Regions from separate parts of the Mus musculus genome. Here all the other regions are linked to region 1. A link is a loop called in an ENCODE intact Hi-C map of the cell type or tissue named here. Cell type or tissue: heart. All regions are shown on one strand.

Region 1 (8,000 bases):
ATGCTTGTGGTTCTGGACTTGACTGGAATCGTCGAGAAGGCCAAGTGTAAAGACGTGGACTGGAGGTGCCAACCCGAGCGAGGCATTGCTGCATTTATTTAAGTAGGTATGCCAAGCACCCACACACGTGGGCAGTTTGGAGAGAAGGCCAGTGCTTTCCAGCGTGTAATCTTCCTCCTCCACATCCCACTGTCTCTGGAAAAAGAACCAGCTGAAACCTACATATGCCCCTTGCTTCTCAACGTCTACACAGAACCTGAAACTATTTCTCTGGCTCCACACCTCTGCTAACAATTCTAGGACCTGGCATGGTAGCGGAGTTGATCGACTTCAGGCATGATACATTGTGCTCCGCTTTCGACCACCCCCAGCCCCCAAAATTAACTCGTCCATAGCAGAACACAGTAATTTCTTGTAATATCATTTGCACGCCTACTATACACAAAGAACTGTTCGTGCCAACTGTTTTTGCAAAGGTTAATGAATTTAAGACAGCCTACATCCCTGCAGTGGAGATCCTAATTATCCACATTTTACTATTACAGAGAAAGTAAATAAATTCAGTTAGAATTGCATGCCTAGTATAGGTAGAGATATGACCCCAAGGTGTTTTAGTCCCAAAGTCCGCAGATGTCCCTCTTTTTCTATCTGGCCTAAAATCCCTGACATCTGAGTGTATGTATGTATGTATGTATGTATGTATGTATGTATGTATGTATATTTGTTTACCATTATTACTATCATCATAAAAGGAATCTGGAAAATATTTATAGAGAGATAGAGTCTTAGCAATCAGCACAGAAACATACATAAGACACATGAGCAATCATGTGATCCAGACGCTTACATACACTCCTACCAGCAGCAGTGATCCCATAACTTCAATGTTTTCTTTTGCACGCCCCCAGATGGCTACTTAGCATGATATGACAGCCCTACCATTTTGTCTGATAATGGCTACCTTTTCGTACTACAGATGAAAGTATCAATAACGTTAGCCCAAAATCCTAAGTGTTCATCTGTGGTACTTAACATCGTGTGATGTGTGACCCCCTGATCACACCCTCCCCATCCACACCCAGACAACTGCCACCAAGAGGATGGCTGTAAAACTTCAGGCATACAAACAATCTGACCGACCCCGGGGCACCTCGGTACTTCCCAGGACCCCACTGGAGTGGCACGGGGTCCTTTATCTCGGCAGCAAGCTTTTGTAAGCTGTGTGAGCTTAGATGTACATACACGTGCATGTGGTTGCCCCGGTCTCTGCTATGCAGAAGGCAAATATTAAGTGGGCTTGCTGAGTAAAGTACATGTTTAAAACACGACCATTGCAACAACAAGATGAGGTAGATTAAGAAATTAAAAATTGGGAACTTTCTTCTCCAAAAACTGTTTCAACTATTGTCAACTCCCTGTCTATCAACAGCACCGCTCGGAAGTCGGAGGTACTTGACTGCTGTCCACTCCTTGCCCTCCAAAATGGATGAAAGGGGTGTTGGTGGGGTTAAAGAATAACCAAAACAGGCCCTAGAAGTTGAGAATCACACACACACACACACACACACACACACACACACACAGCACTGGCCTGAGCCACTTCAGTGAAAGGGGTGTCCTCCCCTTTGCACTGCTGGCAGGTCTCCATTCTCAGATGTCCCTCTAACTCAGTGCTCCTCAACCTTCCTATTCTGTTCCCCGTTAACACAGCTCCTCCTGTTGCTGTGACCCCCAACCATAAAGTTATTTTGTTGCTATTTCATAACTGTGATTTTGCTACTGTTATGACTCTTAATGTAAACATTTGATGCTTAGGATAGCTGATAGTGATCCCTTCCCGACAGGCTGAGAACCACTGCTCTAACAGTTGAGAAATCGGGGCCAAATCAAGCCTCTCCCACCTCCCCAAAAACCCACAAAATATTTCTAGACATGAGTATAGAATCTGAGAGCGTACGATGCTAAAAGGCAGATCTAATCAAACACATATTTAGCATATCGTATCTGGTGGTATTTCTCTCCCCCTGGGCCCCACCCCACCCCACCTCCATCTTCAGCCCCCTGTTCACAACTAAAGCGCAAAGACTGGAGTCACTGTTCACCGTTCAATGGCTCGCGCATCCTCAGGGCTCTCAAGCCTGCATAAGACACAGCAACTTCCAAAGACTTCAGAGCACACTGCAGAGCTGAATTCTGCGAAACCATCACCTTAGTCAGCCCCAGAAGAAAGAAAGTGGGTCTGGCAAGACAGTGGAGCTAGGTTAGGGAGACAGAACCCCCAAGAAAACCCCTTAACCCTACAGGAGAACAGTCTGACCCTTCAGTTTGCCAGCACTAGCCAGAGACTGCAGAAAGACGCGTTCCTTTCCTTTCTGCACATAATCTCTCCAAAGAAAACACAAAGTCACCTGGCCCTCCAGGGGGAAGAAAGCTTCCTCCAAGACTCCAGCTGAACTCTTAACCCTGCCGCCCCAACCCCAGGGAGTGGCTGACGGTTGTTGTTTCTTTTCTTTTTCCCTGTGCTCCTCTGGTAACACCACAAATTACGTTTTCAGGGACTGGAGTCCCAGAGTGCAATGATGTTGTAATAAACACAACCAGGACCAAACGCCTTCCCAGCCTCTTAGATGATGCCATTTCCCACCAATCAGGCTCCTCGGGCAGGCAGACCACTCACCAATGAGGGCCCAGACAGAGGCTGCGAGGGGGAGACCTGGTCATCAGCAACTAAAAATAAGAACGCTTTACCATTGGCTGCTGCCACTTTGCAACAGGAGTTGGGACCCACTCACCAGGCAACACACGTAAAGACCCATACAGTCAAAAACTTTTCACATCGCGGGGTTCACGCTGGTCTGCGTTTTCTTTTGGGTTTGTTTCCTTAATTTGCTGACTTAAGAAAAAAAAAACCAACCTGATCTTGAGGCAGCCCCCCCCCCCAAAACACACCCTCCCACCTAGACACCTCAGTTTCCAAAGGCCCTCCACAGCCACACAGAATTGGCGAGAGATGGGGGTAAGGGAACCGGCCAGAAGCCAAAACACTCACCTGTCCAGCTGTGTCATAGAGTCCCAAGAGGTACTGCTTGCCCCCCACGGTGACGCTGACTGCAAGGACAGAAGTGGGGGGTGGGGAGAGAAGCTCACAGTGATCTGAGATCTAGCACTTTGGCTCCCCACAGTAACCTCCTTTCCCAAATACTGGGAAGCATGTGGGTGCTCCCCAGGAGACAACATTCCCCTTTTATCCGAGTCCACTTCACTGCCAAGTTGCATGAGATATAGGTGTAATGTGGCCCCTGCCATCCACTCCCCCCCCCCCCCAAACCCTGTAGCCACGTCTACTAGTGTTCCCAGATGTTTCCCCTACAGGGGTTTCGGGCAGTAAGGGAAGAGGCAGCTGGAAGGTCAAGAAGGGCGCTCAGGGGACTGAAAAGTGTGGGAGACGGGGCGAAGGGGGAGATAGGAATGGGGTGGGAGTTGCTGCGAGGGGTGGGGTGACCAGAGGCACAGCTTGGGGGGGGGGGTGAAGCCGCCAGGCAGAGGGCACGGCGGGGGAGGGGAGCACGCTCAGGGGAGGCAAGCCAGGGGGCTCAGCCAAAGTTGCTCCAAAGTTCCCAGCCGGGGATCAGCCCCTTAGTCAGCAGGGCAGAGGCGTACCTGCGTAGTGGTCGAAGACAGTGGGCACGTACTCCTCGGGGAAGGCGTCGTTGGCATAGCTCATGAGCAGGCACGTCTTGCCCACCGCCCCGTCGCCGACCACCACGCACTTCAGCATCAGCGCGCCGGGCCCGTGAGCCATGCTGCGGCCGGCCGGCCTCGGGGCATGGTCCCCCCGGAGCCCCCGCCCTGGCCCCGGGCTCAGCCCCAGCCCGCTTGGGGGGTCCGCCGTCGCCGCCGCTCGGCGCAGCAGGGCCGCCCTCCCGGCCCCATGCAGCGGTTCCCCTGACCGGAGGAGAAGGTGCGGCGGGCCCGGGGCGCAGCCGCCGCCGCTTCGATCTCTGCCCCGCTCCCCGCCCTGGCCCGGCTCGCCGCGCCCGCCTGCTGGCCCCGCCGCTCGGCGCCCGAACCCGCTCCCCGGCCCGGCCTCCCCAGGAGGATCCGCCGGATCATAAGACCGTCCGGCCCCAGGGGAGTCGGCAACTTTGGGGAGGGCGGCGGAGGGGAGGGGCCAGGCGGCTCTGCCCGCCCCGCGCCGCTCCGGCCCCCGCCCTCCTGGGCCGGTGAAGGGGGGTGGGGGAGGGCGGTCCGGGCGGCTCCGGAGTGCGGCGCGCCCCGCGCCCGCGCCCGCCGTGCGCTCCTGCCGCTCACCCAAGCTTGACTCCCTGGGAGTCGGGCGCGGAGGCCGAGGAGGAGGCGCCCTGTATCCGGGAGGATGGGGGCTGGGGGAGGGGCTCTTGGGCAGCCGCTAGGAAGGAGCCCAGGGCTCCTCGCGAAAGTGCGGCCAAAGCCCGGAAGCGTCCGCAGGCCCCGGTGCCCGGAGGAGACGTGAAGGCCTTTCGGGGAATCACGACGACTTCCACGGTGACGCAATTCTGCAACATTATACAGATGTGTATATTTAAATTCTGCCTGGAAGGCAGGAGCCATCTCGTCGGCCTGCAAGTGCTCCACGCAACTAGAAATCAGGAACAGCGGCCAAGAGGGTTATAAATATAATTAATAACAATAATTAGAAAGGTGTGCGGAGGCTGGGAGGGTGGTGGGTCTCGGAACTGGAAAACTGAGACTTCTGGCTTATTGCTTGCTCCTCAGCATCACTACCCCACGCTTTTCGCAGCACGAGCTTGAGTCATTTTCTATGAAATCGGTGACTAAGAGATGCAGCATATTGCACCCCCAACCAGCCACAAAGGGGCGAGCCCTTGTCAGGAGACCACAGATGTTATTTGTGCTCCCCCTGGAGGCGACATCGTCCGAGGCTTCCTTTCGCTTCCAAGCGTCTCTCCAAAAGTATTCAATTGTGATCCCTGAGGTATGATGTAGCCTCGCGCTCTGAGACTTGGCCAGTGATTCAGGACCAACCCTGCGCCTCTGTCTGGCAAGTCCGGAAACACTTGTCTGGCCAGGGCCAGTTAGTTGTGTGGCCGAGTGCTGCTTTAAATGTACGGTCTTGGTTCGAAGGCTCACTCTGCGCTGACTGACCCCACACCGCAGCCTACCCCCAAGCTTGCTGACAGGGAAGTCCTTTCCTCTCACCAATTCATAGTGGTAGAAAATGCTGTGTTGAGAGGTGCGTGGGTCACTCATACCCTTGCCCCCGGGATTTAGGTGGGGGAAACTGGGACCAGTGAAGTGGTTACCAAAAGGTTCCCTGTCACTCCCGGTGTTCAAGGGCCACCTGGGGAGATGCCTACTGTGATGCCCTCATTTCACTTCCACGAACCCTGGACGCCAGTTTTCAAGTCATAATCCTGATTTCAATTCGACCAGGAAGATTTCAAATAGTATTTAACGTTCCTTGTGAACGTAGGGGAACATCTCTCCATACCCTGTCCATTGCATTCGAGTGGAGGTACTTGCATTGACTACACTAATAAATCTGAAAGTTACTTCATACATTCTGAAAGGTTAGGAAAGGCACCACACTATCTTGAAGTCAGGTCTTGACACTTTCCCGTGAAGGAGAAGAGAGCAAGGTTTGCTGCTTGCATCACCATTAGCTCTGGCTGTGTTTGCGAAGACTAGTATTCTGAAAGGAGGAAATGTGGAAAGGTTAAAGAGCTGTAGGAGCCAGCTCTGCCGGAAAGCTGAACTTGGTCCAAGCACCACAAGTTAGTAGCATGGCTGGCTGCCTTTCTCTAGGCCTGTTTTCTGCTTTAAAAAAAAAAAAAAATGTGAGCTCATCTTACAGGGACCCCGGGTCCTGGATGGCTTGTGAGAAGCTCTGAGACTCTCAGAGTACACTCCGAGTTGGGGACTGATGTGGGATGAATCATGTGGTGGTGACTTCATTGGCGACAGTGACCTCATTCCCTTGGCCCACAGTGATGCCAGACAGACTGCCAAGAATATTAGAGCTCTGGGGACAGTCACACCTGGTGGATGTGGGGGCGGGGCGGGCCCACTCTAGAACACTGCCTTGACAGTCCATGCACTCTTCAACTGGAATAGTTAGACCTCTGCAAGACCCTCAGTTTCCCATGGGCAAAAAAGAGAATGCCCAAGTGGTAAAACAGAACAAAACCAAAAACAGTTCTCAAATGTCAAGGACTCGGGCACAGGAAACAACTTTGTTTCTGGGCATCCCAGAGGCCTCTGCTCTTTTCCTTTTGTTTGAACTGTGAACACTGAAACAGACACAGGTCTGTGTGAGAACAGTGAGCCCGTCTAGGCCGCCTTCTCTTTTTCCTCTACTCCTTCCTTCCTCCTCCTCATTCAATATTCCACTTAACAAGCATGAATTGAGGTCGACTAGAAGCCAGGCTTTCTTCCTGGGCAGGGGACATCGAGCTGGCAAGTCACAGTCACTAGAGGGGGAGCGGGAAGGAGCTGATGGGAAAACAGATAGTTGCTACATAATGTAATCAGTACTGTGGGAGGGAATAAAGAACAGACTTCTGGAGGAGCCGGGGAGGCAGCAGCGCATAGCTGTGGGTGTGCTGTGGAAGGATTTGCAAAGTTACGGTATGATTGGCCTGGGGCTCTGAGGTCATAGGAAGAGGCCTGGGGAAAGCAGACAGTGCATGCTGGCCGAGGAAGGGCAGCGCAGAACTTCTCGGGCATTCGGATCATCTGAAGTGGACAGGTTATTTGTCAAACCTTATCCCGCTGGGCTGCGTACATTCAGAGAACGTATCTCCATCTCGATAGCAAGAGACAAAGGCATCATGTAGGTGAGCAGAGGTCCTAAAAGCAAGGGCATGGTGAACAAGGGAGTGATTGGCCGCGTGCTGCTGTGTGCGGTACCTGTGTGTCACTCAGTACTTGGTGGTCAGCGATGGAGATAATCTTACTTTATTTCTGAAATGACTCTGCAAGATAAGACTCGTGGACTCGTAGACAGCTATTAGTCCATCTGCCTAGGTCAGCACCATTTGCCTCACGTCTGCCATCAGGCGCTTTGACTGGAGGCTTTCCTCTTACACATCCTGCCTGAGTCCCCACCCCCCTTTTAAGTTTGTGACCCTCCTGTCCCTGAGTCCTTACTGGCTCCTTCAGATGGGCAGATTGAACTATTTCAGCTCTCCTTTTTGCCGAATGAGTTGAAGTTAGTTTTTAGCCTCTGATAACCAAAGGAATTCTGACTCTTATCGTGTTCGCATGATAGCCAAGGTAAGAAACACACAAAGACAGTCAGAACCTTGCTCAGTCTCCCAGCTGAGTAGCAGGGCTAGGGTTTGAAAGGTGCGCTTCCAAGCTCATGCTACTTGCTGTGTGTTCCATGACAAAACAGCAAAGATAGCAGATAAGGAAAATGACAGATCTCGGCCTGTCACTTGAGGCCACTCAGGGCCTAGGGTATGGGTTTGGAGACTAGAGCTAAGGTCAGGCAGAGTTGGGGAGAGAGTGTGTAAGAGCAAGCAATGGATTGCCATGAGCATGAAGAAGAGAGTGAGGCTCAAGAATGGTCACATGACAGTATCCATGGAGTTTGGTAACAGCCTGAGGAGGGTTTACATCTTCTGTTTGCCACTCTGACCAGCAGGTTTTCCTTGACTAATTAAACTAAAGCCTTAGACTTCATCTGATAATTTAAATTCACTTCATCCTTAAGCCAGTCAGGGTAGCCAGTGAAATGCTGGGTGGCTTTTACCTAACACTGGGGCTATACTCCATTCATAAAACCATCATCGTGAGAAGGGGTTGGGACCCTTTGGATGTCTTCAGCCTTTACTTCCGAGGCCCAGCCTTCATTCTGACTAGATTCTGTAATTCTGACGTGATAGACAGCAGTTAAGAAGGAGAATCTCTGCCGGAGAGGCATCCATCACATCTTGGTTGCTGCTCAGCCGAGTCCCTAGGTCTTCCGAAGGTGCAGTGGAAATGACAGCTTCAAT
Region 2 (8,000 bases), 300 kb before region 1:
AAAGTCACAGAGGTAGTGTCTCTGCCATAGACCAAGCTTGGGCAAAAATGGATGGAAGCAGACAGATCATGTGGGCCATCTCTGAGACACCCTTCGTGGCTCCATGGCGGCTCCTAGCAGTAGAACCACGAGAAACTAGAGGTGTAAAATGTGTTTTAAAGTTTTATATTTTGATAGCACAAGGAGATTTGCTCAAAGGTATACAAAGGTAACAGAATCATGAAGACCTCCAAGAATTTCAACTCAAATAACCAAGTGGATATCAGTGATATGGCTACCATAGACAAGACTGGCATGGGTTTGAGGGGAAGGGTCAAGTTTTACAAGGGGTCCTTAAGCTTAAGATTCCAGTTAGCCATCAAATGGAGCTGACAAGGAGGCCGTTATTTAGAGGTACCAAGAATTACAGGAAAGATGGCTCACTTGGGAAAGTACTGCCATACAATCAGAAGACCTGACCTTGGGCCGCTGGCACCCACATAAAAGCCTGGCATGGTCGAAAGTGTCTGTCATCTCAGTGATGGAAGAGGGGGTCTCGGAGACAGGAAGATTCATGGAGCTCATGGCTGGGCAGCTAGCCTTGCCAAACTGACAAATGCCAGGTTCGAGAGACCCTGGCAGAAGAGGGTCAGAAGAAGACATTCAGTATAGATTTATAGCATCCATACATAAGCAAATGCTCTCACACACGTGGACACATGCAAACATATTACATATGCACATACAAAACCTTTAGGGAGTTGTTTGCATGCAACTGGCCTTTCAAGCACAGGACTAGATGAAATCACTAGATGAGAGTACTCAGCACCATGGCGCCCTCTTTTCGTACGTTGAGCAGAGGATGCGATGCCAGGAGGACAGACCGGAGAACAACAAGCATAGTTGTCAGGAAAGAAAAAAAAAATGCTTCAAAGTGTGGCTGTGCCTTAGGGTTTTTAATCGCTGTGAAGAGATGCCATAACCACAGCAACTCTTGCAAAGGACAACATTTAACTGGGGCTGGCTTCCAGTTTCAGAGGTTCAGTCCATTATCATCAAGGTGGGAAGCATGGCAGCATCTAGGCAGACATGGTGCTGGAGAAGGAGCTGAGAGTTCTGCATCTTGATCAGCAGGCAGCAGGAGACTGTGTGTCACACTGAGCATAGCTTGAGCATAGCAGAACTCAAACCCACCTCCACAGCATTCAAACAAAGGAGACAATGGGAGCCATGTTTGACTTCGAGGAATAAGCAAGTCAGAAGAGACCTGGTTTGCATGGAGATGGCCATTTCAATAGCATTGTAGGAAAGAACCAGAGGGCAAGCATCTATGCAGGTAAGAATGATCCAGTAGAAAGAGAAAGATGACAAAAGCTAGCATCCACAGAGAAGGTGGAGTATCTGGCTTGGTGGCAAGTGCTTATTAGAAAAAAGTCTGAGCAGGGCAGTGGTGGCACACACCTTTAATCCCAGCACTTGGGAGACAGAAGCAGATGGATCTGAGTCTGCGGGCAGCCCGGTCTACAGAGCAAGTTCCAGAACAGCCAGGGCTACACTGAGAGATCCTGTCTCGAAAAATCAAAACACCAAATCAGCAACAAAACAAAAAGTCTAGGAGGTGTGAGGTGAAGAATGCTCCAGGCTACCCTCGGTCCAGTCTCTACTTACTGAGCTTCATAAACTGCCTGCATTTGTAGCTCCCAGGACAAAGGATCGTAGGTACAATGCAGTCAACTACAGGGTACCCAGAATGAACTGGACCAAATTAATCTAACCTTCAGAATGAGATGGAATGAGATGCAATATCTTAGGGACTCTTGAAAGAGGCTTTCTCTCCCTATGGATAATGTTGAAATCTTAATCTTGGAAAGTGGGACAAAGAGACAAAAACGGTGCTGTTGGGCAATTTTCAAGGCTACAAGGAAGAGGGGGTGGGGGTGGGCTTTGATATAATCTCTCTCCATCTTTGATGTAGGTGCATCTAAAAAAAATACGATTATGTATCTTCAAAGATACAAAGGAGAGAAGGAATTTTAAAATGTACAGTCCTAAGCTCATATATCTATCTGTATCTATACACATTCACTGAAAGACAATTTTGTTAATATCAAAGGGCAGGATCCTTTTTTTTTTTTTTTTTTTTAAATATATTGTCTTCTCTCAAAGAAAACAACAAAACCAGACGATTTCAGGAACTTTACTAGCTGGATCTTGAGGCTGCGGCTCAGGGAATGGAGCAAAAAGAAAATGGAAGCAGGTCAGTCTTGGAAACGCAGGATCCCCGAGAAGTACCGGCTGCCTCACTGGGACAGGAGTTAGGGGTTTTACTCTCTCAGTTTGTAGTGGAAGCAAGGATATCCGTCAAAGTATAGAGAAGGTGAGGCTGGCCAGCTTCGGAGTCCGCCTCCTCCGGATCCTGCAGCCCACAACCCACGGTGAGCCACGTTCCGGAGCCTCAGGTTTGCCTAGCAACCAGCTCGCCTCTTGGCCTCCCCAGGGCCCTAGCAGTAGGGTGTCGCCCTCGGGAGGCGGGTCTGGCCGCGCCAGCCACAGGGGACACGTGGATCCACTGGATCGGGTCGCACAGGGGGCGGGGCCGGCAGCGTTGGTGGGCGGGCGGGAGGCTGTGCGCGTGCGCGGCTGGGCGAGGGGCGGGACCGGCGTGCGGAGAAAAGCGTCCCAGGGACGGCAGCTGGCAAGGTTCACGTTGGAGTGCTTCGCGACTGCGTCGGGGATTATCGGGGTGAGCGAACCCACGGGCCGGAGGCCTGACCCTCGGGGCAGAGGTCGGTCGGCCTGGGGCTCGAGAATGGGAGGCCCGGGTGGCGGGGTGGAGGATGCGGACCTTCAGGGCGCAGCGGGACCTGTGGCCCACGGAGGCAGCCTGTCTTCCGAGAGGGTTTCGGGGGCCAGACGTGTCTGCCCGGCTGAGCACCGCGCTGTTGTTTGCGCTCACCCCATTGCTGGGAGTCTCAGTACTAGGCTGTAGGGCCAGCTGTGTGGGCTGGACACGGACCCTGGCTGGCCTGGAAGCACGCGGGTCTCAGGCGTTACTCCATCTGCCTCTGGCTCCCCCACCTTCCTCGGGGCAGACCCACAGGTCCTGTTGTCTCGACAGGGTTGGCTAGTTTGAGCCTAGGAGGTTAGGTAGACAAGGGATGCTCGTTTGTCTCGTTTTCCCTTTCTGGGACATGGCACCTCCATCCACACATATGCCCAAACCAGAGGCCTGGGCGTCACTCTTACCTACACTCATCAAATACATTGAACCTATTCAAAACTCTCACTTTTCCAGACACCTTGCCTTAGCAATCAGCTCTCTTTTCTGCTCCTTTAATATTGATTGACCCTCCTCAACGTGTCCAGTACAGGGGAGGTAGAGACACGCTCAGCCACCCTGCCCCATTCCCAGGTCCTTCTGTGGATTCTCATTGCCCTTCCAAGCTCTTCTTTCCTTCCTGCAATGCCTGTTGTGACTCACTCACTGTCTTTGTACTTTACTCAAGACCTGCCCCTCCTCATCTGAATATTCTGGATTGGACTTAAGTCATGTTTAGGTGTTCACTGCCATATGGAGGGGCGTGCTTTGCTTTGGGTTGAAATATTTCTTCTCATGCTTTCTGTGGATGGGGGTGTGTGTGATACCCCTGGAGTGCCTCTTTAGTGACCTGTGTTTTGCTGTCGAGAGGCGTCTGACTGTTCTCACAGCCTTCACAGCTCTGCTCTCCCTATGTAACTAGGCTCTTAGTTAAATGTTAGTTATAAGGGTAGCATGGCATTCCTTTGGAATCCCCCAGTGAACAAATGGACCAGACTATTAAACACCAGCCTATTCAGGACAAGTTTTCAACCTCAGCCCATGTGGGGGCTTTCTGTAACCCAGAAACTTGCTGGTTACTTGGACTTCAAGAGCATGGAGATGACTACAACTAGGAAGCACTAGTCAGTTGGCCTTGGCTCCGTGTAACAGGATGTCTGGGGTGTTGTCAAATGTGATTGCTTTGAATGTAAATTCCCAACTAAGAGCCTCTGAAGGCTGCCAACAGCTGCTAGGAGGAAAGCCCACTCCCTGATAGGAATAATGGCCCAGTGGGAAGGAAGGGTGGGCAGGAGTGCTGCAAAGGGAGAGCTCAGCCTTAGGCCAGGGCCTCTGAGATAGAGACTTAAGTACTGTGTTTCTTCTCACCCCATTCTGACCACGTCCCACGCCAGCTCAGCGTTGTTCAGTTCACAAATGAGAGAACACAGATCCTGACCTTTGGAAAGAGGAGAAGGAAAGATAGGAAGGAAGAAACAGACAAGGAAGCAAGGGGTGTTAACCACAAGAGTCTTTACGTCTCATCTGAACCGGGCCTAGGAGGAATGACCAGACACAGTGGCAACAGAGGCGTCCGGAGCAGTGAGAGGAGCCCTGTTGGAGTCAAGGCTCTGAGGCAGGTCAGCATTGCCCTGTCAGACTCATGCTAAGGCCCTGATTGTTTTCTACAGCCCTCTCTGGTTTCCAGACGATCTGCTTGCCGCCGCCGATCATACCCCACTGATCATACCGACAGGGTTAGTGGTGGTGGTCTGCTGAGCTTAGCAATATCCTTTTCCTCTTTCGTTGCTGTGTGTGTCTCTCCCAGAGTTGCTCATTCTGTTGAAGATGACCTTCTCCAAAGGATGAGCAACAGCCTTTCAGTCAAGAATATATAAGTAGTCAACATAAGATAGTCAAGTTTCTAAGACTCCAGGCCCATCAAGAAGAGTCTCTGTACATGGGGGTCTTTAGAAAAGGGAAGTCAGTTGTCAGCCTCTCCCTTAGTTGGGTTTTTCTCTAGCTTGGCCTTTGCCGTTTCCTGAAGGTGAGTGAGCCAGGGAACCCTTGGGGCTTATCTTTCCAGGCCTTGTGCCCATGGCCTTGAACTAAGTAACTGGAGTGTGGATGATGCAATGTGTCCTTTTTGACTGGGAACAGTTGAATCTGGCAAGTGGCAGGCCCTGCCTCTTGTCGTCCCCGTGCTTTGTGGGATTCCTTCTGACTTCCTGGAGCTGGTATTTCTTGAGCTTTCATGTTGGGAACTTGCCGACGACGCAAGCTCAGAGGTTCTTGGCTTTTATACTGAAGAGAGGCTAACCTGAACTCAAAGTTCCTGTGCTTATTAACCACTTGGGTCAAGGTCTGCTATTACATCAGTTTAAAACATGCCACAGGTACACATCCCAGCTGGAGCCAACCATGTTCTTCGAGGAAAGGCGCCATGGTTTCAGTAGACAGCTCCAAGGTGCCCCCCTCCCCAATTACACTGACATCAGAATGTGGCTGCAGGCTGTAGACCTTGCCTCTCGATATAGAAGTAGAAAACAACTAAACAAGACACGTGACATCAGTGTGGCTGTCACACTCAAGCACACTGTCCCTTCCTCAGCATGCACATTTTTTTTTCCCTTTTCTTTTTAAATCTTAGCTGTGTATCTGTGGTTATCCCTCTAGTCCACCAAGGACCATGACCCACAGGACACACAAGTTGTGAACCAGTAGTCTAGACACCAGGCAGGTGCCCTGTACTGAGAATGTCTTCCTATTCCAGTCCAGAAGCCAAGAACCAAAAACACTGGAAGAACATAGAAGCCAGGCTCAGGGTGGCACATGCCTGCATCACAGCACTTGGAAGGTGAATATAGATGACTGTAGTTAAGCCAGCATGAGTTGTATAGTGACAGCCTGTTTTAAAACAGTAAAACAACAAAAGCCAAGGGGAGAAGACACTGAAGATAATTGAGTCCGAGGGTTAGGGAGGACTGGATCCCATTTCTGGTCCTTCCTACCCCCACACTCCTAAGATGTGGGCCCAGAATAAGTTATTCTGCTCTGGCCTGGGTTAAGTGACATCAGCATAGTAGGCACTACTAGGAATAACTTGAGAACATGTTCTCTGTTCCTGGTACAACCTTGGCAGGGTCTAGATGCTTGCTTCTTAAGTTGGAAGTGTGGTTTCTAACTCTTGAATTATCTGGAGGTAAATGTTAGCTAGAAACTGCCATTGAGTATTAGAATTATGGTAGGGATTACATACATATATGGAAAAAGTCATTTATAGTAGGTTTTTTGTTTGTTTTGTTTTTGGTTTGGTTGTTTTGTTTTTTTAGATAGGATTTCATTATGTAGCCCTGACTGGCCCAGTGGGTAAATTGCATGCAGCTTGAGGACTGGAGTTCCCATACCCAGCACCCACATAAATGTCAGGTATGTGTGCAGCTGCCAGTAATCCCAGTGCTCAGGTAGGAGAGACAGAGATGAGGGTTAGAGGCATACTTGTATATGTGTATAGATTTACTTTGCAGCAGTGAATTATGGGTAGACTTACTGCCTGCTTTTTTTTTTTTTTTTTTTCATTGAATCTATTAGAAACCTTATGCAGCGTGATAGATTGCATAATGTCATTGCACAGTAGTCAGGCTAGATACTGCGTTTGAGCACCTTGAAAATTACTCCTTTGTGATGGTTTGTATATGCTCAGGCCAGGGAGTGGCATCATTAGAAGGTGTGGCCCCGTTGGAGTGGGTGTGTCACGGTGGACTTGGGCTTTAATTCCCTAGCCCTAACTGCCTGGAAGTGAGTCTTCCATTAGCAGCCTTCAGATGAAGATGTAGAACTCTCAGCTCTGCCTGCATCATGCCTGCCTAGATGCTGCCCTGCATCTTGATGGACTGAACCTCTGAACCTGAAAGCCAGCCCAATTAATGTTGTCTTTTATAAGACTTGCTTTGGTCATGGTGTCTGTTCACAGCAGTAAAACCCTAAGACAAAATTGGTTCCAGGGACTGGGGTATTGCTGAGATAGGCCTGGCCGTGCTTTTGTTTAGAAGAATGTGGATTTTGGAACTTTGGATTTGGAAAGCAATAGAACGCTTTAAATGGGGTTTAATGGGCTATCCTAGTAGGAATATGGAAGGCTTCATTACTGAGAGTGATTTCAATTGTGCAGACCTGGCCCGAGAGGTTTCAGTGGAGAATTTCAGTATGTGGTGTAAAGACTGTTCTTGTGGTGTTTTGGTGAAGAAGTGACTTCTTTTTGCCCTTATGTGAAGAGTCTGCCTGAGGCTAAGGTGAAGAGACTCAGATTAATTGCATTGACAAAGGAAGTTTCAGAAACGCCCATCATAGACTTTGTTCTCTGGTTCAATCTCATAAAGAACATTTTAAACAAGCATAGCAAGCTGAGAAAGGAAAAATATAGAATATATGGTTCAAGTGTTAAAGGGGTGCCTGGAAGTGAAATGGAGCTGAGTCCTGTGTTCAAGGAGATAACAAATTAAGGCAGTGGGACTTTGGGGCAGGATCCTACCCAGCTGAGTTTAGACCCAGGCATGGTGGTACACACACACACCTTTAATACCAGGAGATAAAGCCAAGCAGATCTCTGAGTTCAAAGCCAGTCTGAGACAGAGCAAGTTCTAGGTGAAGAAAAGCTTAAATCCAGGCCTGGTGTTACACACCTTTAATCCCAGGAGACAGGCATGCAGATCTCTGAGTTGGAGGTCAATCTACAGAGCAAGATCCAGGACAGCCAAGCTTAGGCAGTGAAGGAGCTGGAAAAGAGGAAGCTGGTGCAAATGTAATAGAACACGGGAGCCATGTTCCAGTTCCCGCAAGCAGCAGAACTGCAGCTTCAGCCATGTGGCTCTGGCTCTAGAGTCAAGAGGAGGAGACTACTAGGACAATTGATGATTCTGGTTAGCTGGCGCTAAGCAATTAGTGGTGATTAAGAAGAGACCAGAATCACTGAGGTGAAACCTGGGAAGCGTTTTCTGAGAGCACAAAGAAGCTGTGTTCCAGAGATGGCCAAGGTTGTACCTCATACTGCAGCTGGACTTGGTGATGTCTGAGAGTCACCCAGGTGGTATTGACTTTGAAGGCATGAAGGGGTCATGAAGAGCAGCTGAGACTTGGCACTGTGAGAAGCAATGAAAGGCCATTGGTGAAGGTGCAGTCTCAGTTGCAGTTGAGGGCCCAGGACTGAAAGGGTCATGCAAAGGAT
Region 3 (8,000 bases), 63 kb before region 1:
CAGCTTTCCTCAGCATGTATCCCATGGCTTTGACATCTTTAACATCTTTGAGTCTCTAAGGTAATTTCAATGTTACAGCTTCTTGTTTCAGTGTCTGGGATTCCACTTGATCTTTTGGACTCTTCCTAAGGGCTGGCATCACTTCTCCAGCTCTGCCCTCTGTAGCACTCTATGCTCAGGTTGATCCACTCCACTACAGCTGCTGTTCTTGGTGATCATCCCTTGGTATTGACATCTCCAATACACTGGGGTGTTCCACTCCAACTGGGCTTCACCAATAGTCTCTCATAGCTCTCTTCATGGTGCCAAGTCTCAAATCCTTTGCATGACCCCTTCAGTCCTGGGCCATCAATTGCAACTGAGGCTGCACCTTCACCAATGGCCTTCCATGGCCTCTCACAGTGTCAAGCTTCAGCTGTTCTTCATGACACTTTCATGCCTTCAAAACCAGTACCACCTGGGTGATTCTTACACAATACCAAGTCCAGCTGCAGCAAGAGGTACAACCTTGGCTATCTCTGGAACACAGCTTCTTTGTGCTCCCAGAAAATACTTCCCACAAGATTTCACCTCAGTGATGCTGATCTCTTCTTAATCACTGCTAATTTCTTAGCTCCAGCTAACCAGCATCAATTGTCCCAGTAGTTCCTTCCATTCTTAACTCTAGAGCCAGAGCCACATGGCTGAAGCTGCCAAGTTCTGTTGCTTGCAGGAACTAGAACATGACCCGCTTGTACTATTACATTATCACTGGCTTTATGTTTTCCAAATCCTTCACTGCCTAAGCTTGGCTATCCTGGATCTTGCTCTGTAGATTGACCTTGAACGCAGAGATCAGCATGCCTGTCTCATGGGATTAAAGGTATGTACCACCAGGCCTGGATCTAAATTTAGCTGGTAGGATCTTGCCCCAAGGTCCCACTCCCTTAATCTGTTATTTCCTAGAACACAGGTTTTTGCTCTATTTCACTTCCTAGTATGCCTTTAATACTCGAACCATATATTTTATATTTTTCCTTTCTAAGCTTGCTATGCTTGTTCAAACTTCTCTTTATGAGACTTAACCAGAGAACAAAGTCTCTGCTGGGCTTTTTTGGAACTTCCTTTGTCAATGCAATTAATCTGAGTCTCTTCACCTTAGCCTCAGGCAGACTTTTCAGACAAGGGCAAAAAGTAGCCACATTCTTCACCAAAATACCACAAAAACAGTCTTTATGCCACATACTGAAATTCTTCTCCTTTGAAATCTCTTGGGCCAGGTCAACACAGTTACTCCCAGCAACAAAGTCTTCCAGATTCCTACTAGGATGACCCACTAAGCCCCATTTAAAGCATTCCACTGAGTTCCAAATCCAAAGTCCAAAAATCCACATTCTTTCAAATAAAAGCATGGTCAGGCCTATCACAGCAATACCCCACTCCTGGTACCAACTTCTGTCTTAGTTAGGGTTTTACTGCTGTGAACAGACACCATGACCAAGGCAAGTCTTACAAAAAAAAAACCAAAAAAACAAAACAAAAAAAAAACAAACATTTAATTGGCGCTGGCTTACAGGTTCAGAGGTTCAGTCCATTATCATCAAGGTGGGAGCATGGCAGTTTCCAGGGAGGTATTGGTGCAGGCAGAGCTTAGAGTCCTACCTCTTCATCCAAAGGCTGCTAGTGGAAGACTGACTTCCAGGCAACTAGGGTGAGGATCTTAAGGCCACATCCACAGTGACACACCTACTCCAACCAGGCCACACCTCCCTGGTACAAGAATATACAAACCATCACAGACCCTTATTGTAATTTTTAAAAATCTTCATATAATAGCCCAGTTTTTAATGAACACTGTATAATTGCTTTATTGTTCAGTCTTAAAGTAGTGCTTTGACAATGCCTACACTCTTTTTGTATGTGTAACATCTGTCTACTTTGGTTTTTTTTTGTTTGTTTGTTTGTTTTGTTTTGTTTTTGTTTTTCGAGACAGGGCTTCTCTGTATAGCCCTGGCTGTCCTGGAACTCACTTTGTAGATAGACCAGGCTGGCCTCGAACTCAGAAATCCGCTTGCCTCTGCCTCTCAAGTACTGGGATTAAAGGCATGCATCACTGCACTGGGCTTTGCTGTATGCGTTTAATAAAAAAAAAAAGTAAGGCAGTCTAAATTTGTTTGAGAATGTAAAACTTAGATGTGGGAAGGAAATGTAAACACAGACTTTACCAATCTGAATCAAATAGACATACATTGAAATAATAATTTTACTACTTCTTGACTATATGAGGAATCCGTACATGTAACTCAGATGATGAAGAAAGATGTGCACTCCCAGGAGAACCGAGCCCTCGGTGTTTACTGGGCAAGGTAATCAGCATCTAACACTGCACTGTGCAAAATGTGACGCACCAGAGCAGGGCCACAGCGCTTGACCCAGCTCCTGTCTCCTAACAGCAAACAGTACCTGTGGTGTTCCGGGCACCATCTTTCCATGTGTCTGGAGTGATAACTCTGCCGAGTTTCTTTTCACCTGTGGTCGCCAAGACAGCAAAAGAGAACAGCTGTCATCTAATAAGCAAACTGTGTGGAAATAAAATAACAAAACCCATTTCTTTGCTAACTTTACAATAATAATTTAAAATGATAAATATATTGTATCGCCTAAAGTACATAACGATATGAAGTCAGATTATAGGAGGAACCTACTAATGCCAGGGTAGAAACCAATGAATGAAAACTTAAGATAGTAACAGTGGGCAACAGATACTGGTTCTAAATAAAACTTACAGGACAAAACGATGCTCTAGTAACAGGCTTTAACTGATTATACTTTAAGCAGTTCTGACAAACTTATTCATTCCTCTCTCTCACATTCTCTAATCACCTAGTCTGTACAAAGCACCATGCAAGGTTCTGATGAAAACAAAGCAATTTAAAATGATAAATATATTGTATTTATATGCTCCAAATGGACAGTTACTTAGTACTGTTTAAGTAGGGCACTGTTCAGGGTGGAGAAGAGCACTGGATGCTCAGTGGTATGGATGTGCCAGCTGAGGCCAAACAGTCCTCAAACACCTAACAGAACAAGGAAAAGAAAGCACACTGAAACCAAACTCCCTGGAACTCAGTAAATGCACAACTGGAGAACACGTACGTGCCAAGTTCTAAGAGGTAACTCTAAAAAATTGGAGAAAAGTAACTTTCTCGAATAATGTGTGATACAAGGGAAGACTGAACTGAGGCGGCTGCTGACATTACAGCTTCTGTATGCAAGTACCTCAGTTTACTTACGGGGTGCATGCAATGAGCAGACAGACTGAGAGGCTACAGATAATAAGACCTTAGATTTCTCAGAAGAGCAGAGGAAATGACCTTTCAGGGCACAGCACAAAGGACGGCTTCACAATCTAAATACATTTAAGCCACATTTAATTAACCATTTATCCCACTTTCGAAAAGAATAAAAAACCGTTTAAGAATGGCACAGCTCTGGAGGGGTGTCTGTGTCCAGAGTTCTACATACTGAGGGGCTATGAACAAAATGGGTCCTGTATATCCGCCAGTAACTGAGATGTGGGTTGAATCTTGTCAGAGAAGGCTGTCTAGCCCATGAAAGAGATCAAGAGAAGAAAGTTGTTTTTAAACGAATCATCAGCTTTTGCAGCTACCAAAAAAAAAAAAATTAAATATTTACAACAAATCTTAAGGGTTTCATTGGAATTACTGAATGGTAACTAAAAGGGTTAAAAAGACCTTTCTAAAAGCCAGGGGTGACTACTTAAAGATTTCTTTGGTGGTGATGAGACTCTCTCCTTCACCTGACCCAAAGCTGTGAGTATTAATGAATTGACGGGATGGCTCAAAATATCCAATTTAACTTAATTTCAGATAGCCACTGAAGTAATTTTTAAAATAAAATCTAGCCGGGCGGTGGTGGTGCACGCCTTTAATCCCAGCACTGGGGAGGCAGAGGCAGGCGGATTTCTGAGTTCGAGGCCAGCCTGGTTTACAGAGTGAGTTCCAGGACAGCCAGGGCTACACAGAGAAACCCTGTCTCGAAAAACCAAAAATAAATAAATAAATAAATAAAATCTGTATTAAATGCGGCATGTTTTGTAGTAAGGAAAAGCAGAAAGTCAAGATTTAAACATTATTCGGGACATATTAATAATACTGGAAATTAACCATTGCTTATAATCTTAAGATGTAACCGAGAGCCTGGAACTTATACTTGTGACATCTGTCAACTCTTGATGCTACCAGAAAGATCGTGAAGATCCGATTTAAGCCTCCGAGAGCCAATCAAGAAGTTGTAACGGAGGAGACCCAGAAGGGGCGCGAGGACGACAACAGAAACAAACACAAGAGGCGCAGAACTGAAGCCATTCTCAACACAGAGCGGAAGGCTATGCTTACGGGACAGGCAAGAAGGGCCGAGGGGCAGGGTAGGAAGACACCGGTTACGCCACAGACCAGCAGGGGAAAACCAGAGAAATCCCGAGAGAACTTCTCAGCCCTCCACCTCCCCCAGAAGCAGCCCCTGAACTTACACTTTTCACACACCATCCTTACATGGGGGTGTCCCTGTGCCCTCAGCCGGCAAAGCAGGAGCAGCAACCCAAACACAACAACGCCCCAGCGGAGACGACTTCCTCTTCCGGCTACGTCAGCCCGCTTCCGGACTCTCAGCCCTCCCGCTCCGGCCTATCCCGTACCTAGAAAGTCGCGGGAGGGATAAACGCGAGCTGATGGGCGGGGCTGCTCTCATTATCCCGCCCCTTCTCGTCAACGATTGGCTGTGCGCTTGTGAGTTCCCCCCGCCCCCTCGCTTTCTGGTCTGCGCCTGCGCCAGGGGCCATGCCAGCCTGTAGCACCTGAGGGTGGGAGGCGGTGGTGTCCCCCTTCCCTTCGGCGGGCGGGAGAGTTAGGTAAGCCGGTGGCGGGTTGCTTCTCACACTCGCCCGGGGCGGGTGCAGGTCGCACCGCCGACCGCTGCGGTGACTTCCAGGGCGCCACGCTTCCGGCGGACCAGAGGATGCCCTGCGCTACCGACCCTCTGAGATGCCGGCGTCTATCACAGTCTCTCAGGGGACTCCGACCTCAGGTCACCGGGTCGGCCGCACGGGCTCTCTCTATGATGGCGACCTCCAGTTGCCCACACTGCGCCGTCCGAGGCTGGGACGGAGCCACCTGGGTGGGGTGGAGCTGCGGTCCGCACCTGAGCAAAGGCTGCTCAGGAGGAGGGCTCGGGAGCAGCCAAGCCTTCCGACCCCGTTCTCACGGGATCGCGAGTCCCGAGGGCGGCTTCCCAGGTGTGGTGTCCTGGGTCGGGGACTCGCTCGCCGGTGTCACCTTTGCGTTTGGGTACCGCTCGCGCTCGCCGTGTTAGATGGGTGTTTGCCGGTGGCCTAGGATGGATTTCTGATCGCGCTTCCTGCCTGACCCCGCAGTGGAAGGGAGAATCTGAGAAACTTTCCCCAAGTCTTTTCACGGCTATGCGTTCTTGTCCCGACCCTGGAGGATTTCTTCTTGTTTAAAGAGGCGATGCTTGAAATGGCTTGTGCGTGTGTAACCTTGGCCGTATCTGCTAACTTGTTCATCCAGTTTTCTTAATCAGTATCATTTGCTTTTGAAAACGATAAGTGTGAATGAAATGAGGGCTAATAGCACCATGCCCAGACTTGCGCTTTTACCTTTCCTGCTAGTTCCTCACCCTGCGGTGTGGATGTTACTTTTTGGGCCCGATTTTTACTACATTGTAACATGTGTTACTTTTAAGTTCTTAATTAACTTTAGTCAGTATAACATAGAAACTGTTCTCTAGGTCAAATATATGTATTTAGAGACTGGAAACTATTGTTTCTCCTCCCACTCGCGTTCTGCTATTACCATTATTTAACATCTGTACAGACAGTGTGAGCCCTTAGTGTAGCATAATGACCATCTTAAGATGGTCCTCCACCATTTGCATATCTAAGTGTATACTTGGCTGTCATTTGGGAACTGCAGTGATTTTCGCCAAAAAAGTAAAATTAGTTGCTGGTGTCTGGCACATGTCCCCTTTGTAGAAACCAGTCACAAATATTTAAATTTTTACAGGAATTTTCTTTTTGAGGCTCTGAAAGATAATGTATACCATATTAGAGAAATCTAAAGTAACAATTAAAATCTGCATATGCTTGTTCTGTGTTTTGAAACAAATATGTTGCCCATAGAAAATTATTAATACATGGTTTATATTTAGAGTATTGAAGTGCTTGGGACAATGGAAAAAAAATCATTACATGTTTTTCTTAATTTGTTTTCTACTAGATAGCTACCCAAGAAAACATCATGAAAGATACTGACATCAAGAGACTTCTGTATACCAATCTTTTGTGCGTATTTTCAATTTTCCTAAGCATTTTCATTCCGTCCTTCTTCGTGGACAACTTCTCAGTATTGGAAGCTCATTTGACCTGGCTGTGTATCTGCTCTGCTTCTGTGACCACTGTCAATCTCTTGTCGTACTTAGTAGTGAAACCGAATGTGTCCTCTAAAAGAAGTTCATTGTCACATAAGGTAAGGGTCACTTCTGTTGCTTCACTGGCTTTAGGGTGGAGGTTACAGTGTAAGAAGGAAGTTTCGCTTCGTCCTTATTGAGTGATTTACAGTGTAAAGGGAACCAAGTCTCCCCCGCCCCCACCAGAGCAGTAGCCTGTTACCTTCCTACAGTGTTTGATAGATTCTTGCTGTGCATTCATTGTGGAATTATGACTCCTTCAATGCATCACAATGTGAATGACCTATATAAGCATGGTTTTATCACGGAAGATAACTTACAAGACACTGCAGTTTATTTTCATTTACTTTTGTACATTTTTTTAGGTATGTGGGTGGGCAAATGCATTTGGGGGCTGGAGGACAACTTGAAGTGTTATCTTTAGAAACCCTGTCCGCCTGCCCTGTCCAGGACATTTAATGGTGTGGAGCTTATCACTTAGGCCAGAGTGGCTCTCCAGAGAGCCTCTGTCTCCCCAGTGTGGGGACAAGCAAGCCCCATACCTGACATTTTACGGTGGGTTCCGGGAATCGATTCAGGTCCTTGTTGCTTACTGACTAAACCGTCGCCTAAGCCATTTATATTTTTAAAATACATATTTTTATTGTTTGGTAATTTCATACATGCACGCTGTGTTTTTGATCACATGCATTCACTCCCTACTCTATTCCTACTCCCTGGGCAACTTGATAACCTTTTGTCTTTGTAGTTATAACTTCTAGAACCCTATATCTGAATGGATGTGGGGCCATCCACTGGAGCTTGGAGTTTTCTAGACTTCATTGGAAATTAAGTCATAGCAACTGTTATTTCACATGTGACCTTCCTTGACTAAACAGTTAAATGTTTTCAGATATAATTTAATTTTTTCTAGAATAGTCACTATGCTATGACATTTGACAATTATGTTAAATTAAAATCTCACTGAATACTCAGTACCGTGTTTAATTCCCTGTTAGAACATTTTAAACACACATGTACACGCACATAGACACAAAATATATAATTCTTTTTCATTTAAAAGACAAATATCACACAAATACACGCTACCCACCATACCAGCATAAGAGCCAAAAGTGATTTCTGTTTCTGTAGTGTGACTGTGACATTACTAATACTTAAGAAATATTGATAACAGTGTTGAGGTACAGAAGCCACAGCGACCTTATTATAGAAAGACCCACGAATCACCTACAAAAAAATAATGAATGCTACACTTTTTTTTTTTTTCATTTTAAAACAAAACTGGGTAAATTGCATCAAAAAAGCAAAACACTAATTTCTCAAATCACATTCATATTACAGAATAGACAATATTAAAAAAACACAAAAGACTTGAACATCTACTAATAGGCCTATGCCTAGAACGTGATCTGAACGTTCAGACGATGTAATTCCAAATCACATATTAACATTTTAAATTGTGTACATACGACACAGCTCTCATGTTGAAGTCAGAGGGTAGGTCTTTACTTCAT

The links. Peaks named below come from ENCODE experiments on the same cell type or tissue, not always from the same donor. Only the 100,000 strongest peaks of a DNase experiment are listed, where the experiment ranks them.
Region 2: a loop joins it to region 1, with 2.5 times the contacts of the local background. A loop is called at or near these places in 2 of 42 quality-filtered maps.
Region 3: a loop joins it to region 1, with 3 times the contacts of the local background. A loop is called at or near these places in 15 of 42 quality-filtered maps.

The regions. Positions count from the first base shown.
Region 1 is chr17:86,959,408-86,967,407 of GRCm38, reverse strand. Rhoq (ras homolog family member Q) reads right to left here and starts at 4,297. Exons shown (of 5, transcript NM_145491.2): 1 at 3,661-4,297; 2 at 3,050-3,108. The coding sequence starts at 3,802. It overlaps LOC115488765, which reads right to left. Exons shown (of 3, transcript XM_030250169.1): 3 at 3,862-4,535. The coding sequence ends at 3,862. In heart, a CTCF peak has its summit at 4,906 (motif pointing left); DNase peaks (open chromatin) are centred at 2,677, 4,247, 4,947, 5,967 and 3 weaker places; H3K4me3 peaks cover 3,487 bases; H3K27ac peaks cover 4,343 bases.
Region 2 is chr17:87,260,557-87,268,556 of GRCm38, reverse strand. It overlaps Mcfd2 (multiple coagulation factor deficiency 2), which reads left to right and starts at 2,610. Exons shown (of 4, transcript NM_139295.3): 1 at 2,610-2,722. In heart, a CTCF peak has its summit at 2,494; DNase peaks (open chromatin) are centred at 2,516 and 4,936; H3K4me3 peaks cover 2,250 bases; H3K27ac peaks cover 1,792 bases.
Region 3 is chr17:87,022,207-87,030,206 of GRCm38, reverse strand. It overlaps Pigf (phosphatidylinositol glycan anchor biosynthesis, class F), which reads left to right and starts at 4,806. Exons shown (of 6, transcript NM_008838.1): 1 at 4,806-4,909; 2 at 6,294-6,542. The coding sequence starts at 6,315. Cript (cysteine-rich PDZ-binding protein) reads right to left here and starts at 4,646. Exons shown (of 5, transcript NM_019936.3): 1 at 4,532-4,646; 2 at 2,443-2,508. The coding sequence starts at 4,547. In heart, a CTCF peak has its summit at 4,459; a DNase peak (open chromatin) is centred at 4,746; H3K4me3 peaks cover 2,376 bases; H3K27ac peaks cover 1,327 bases.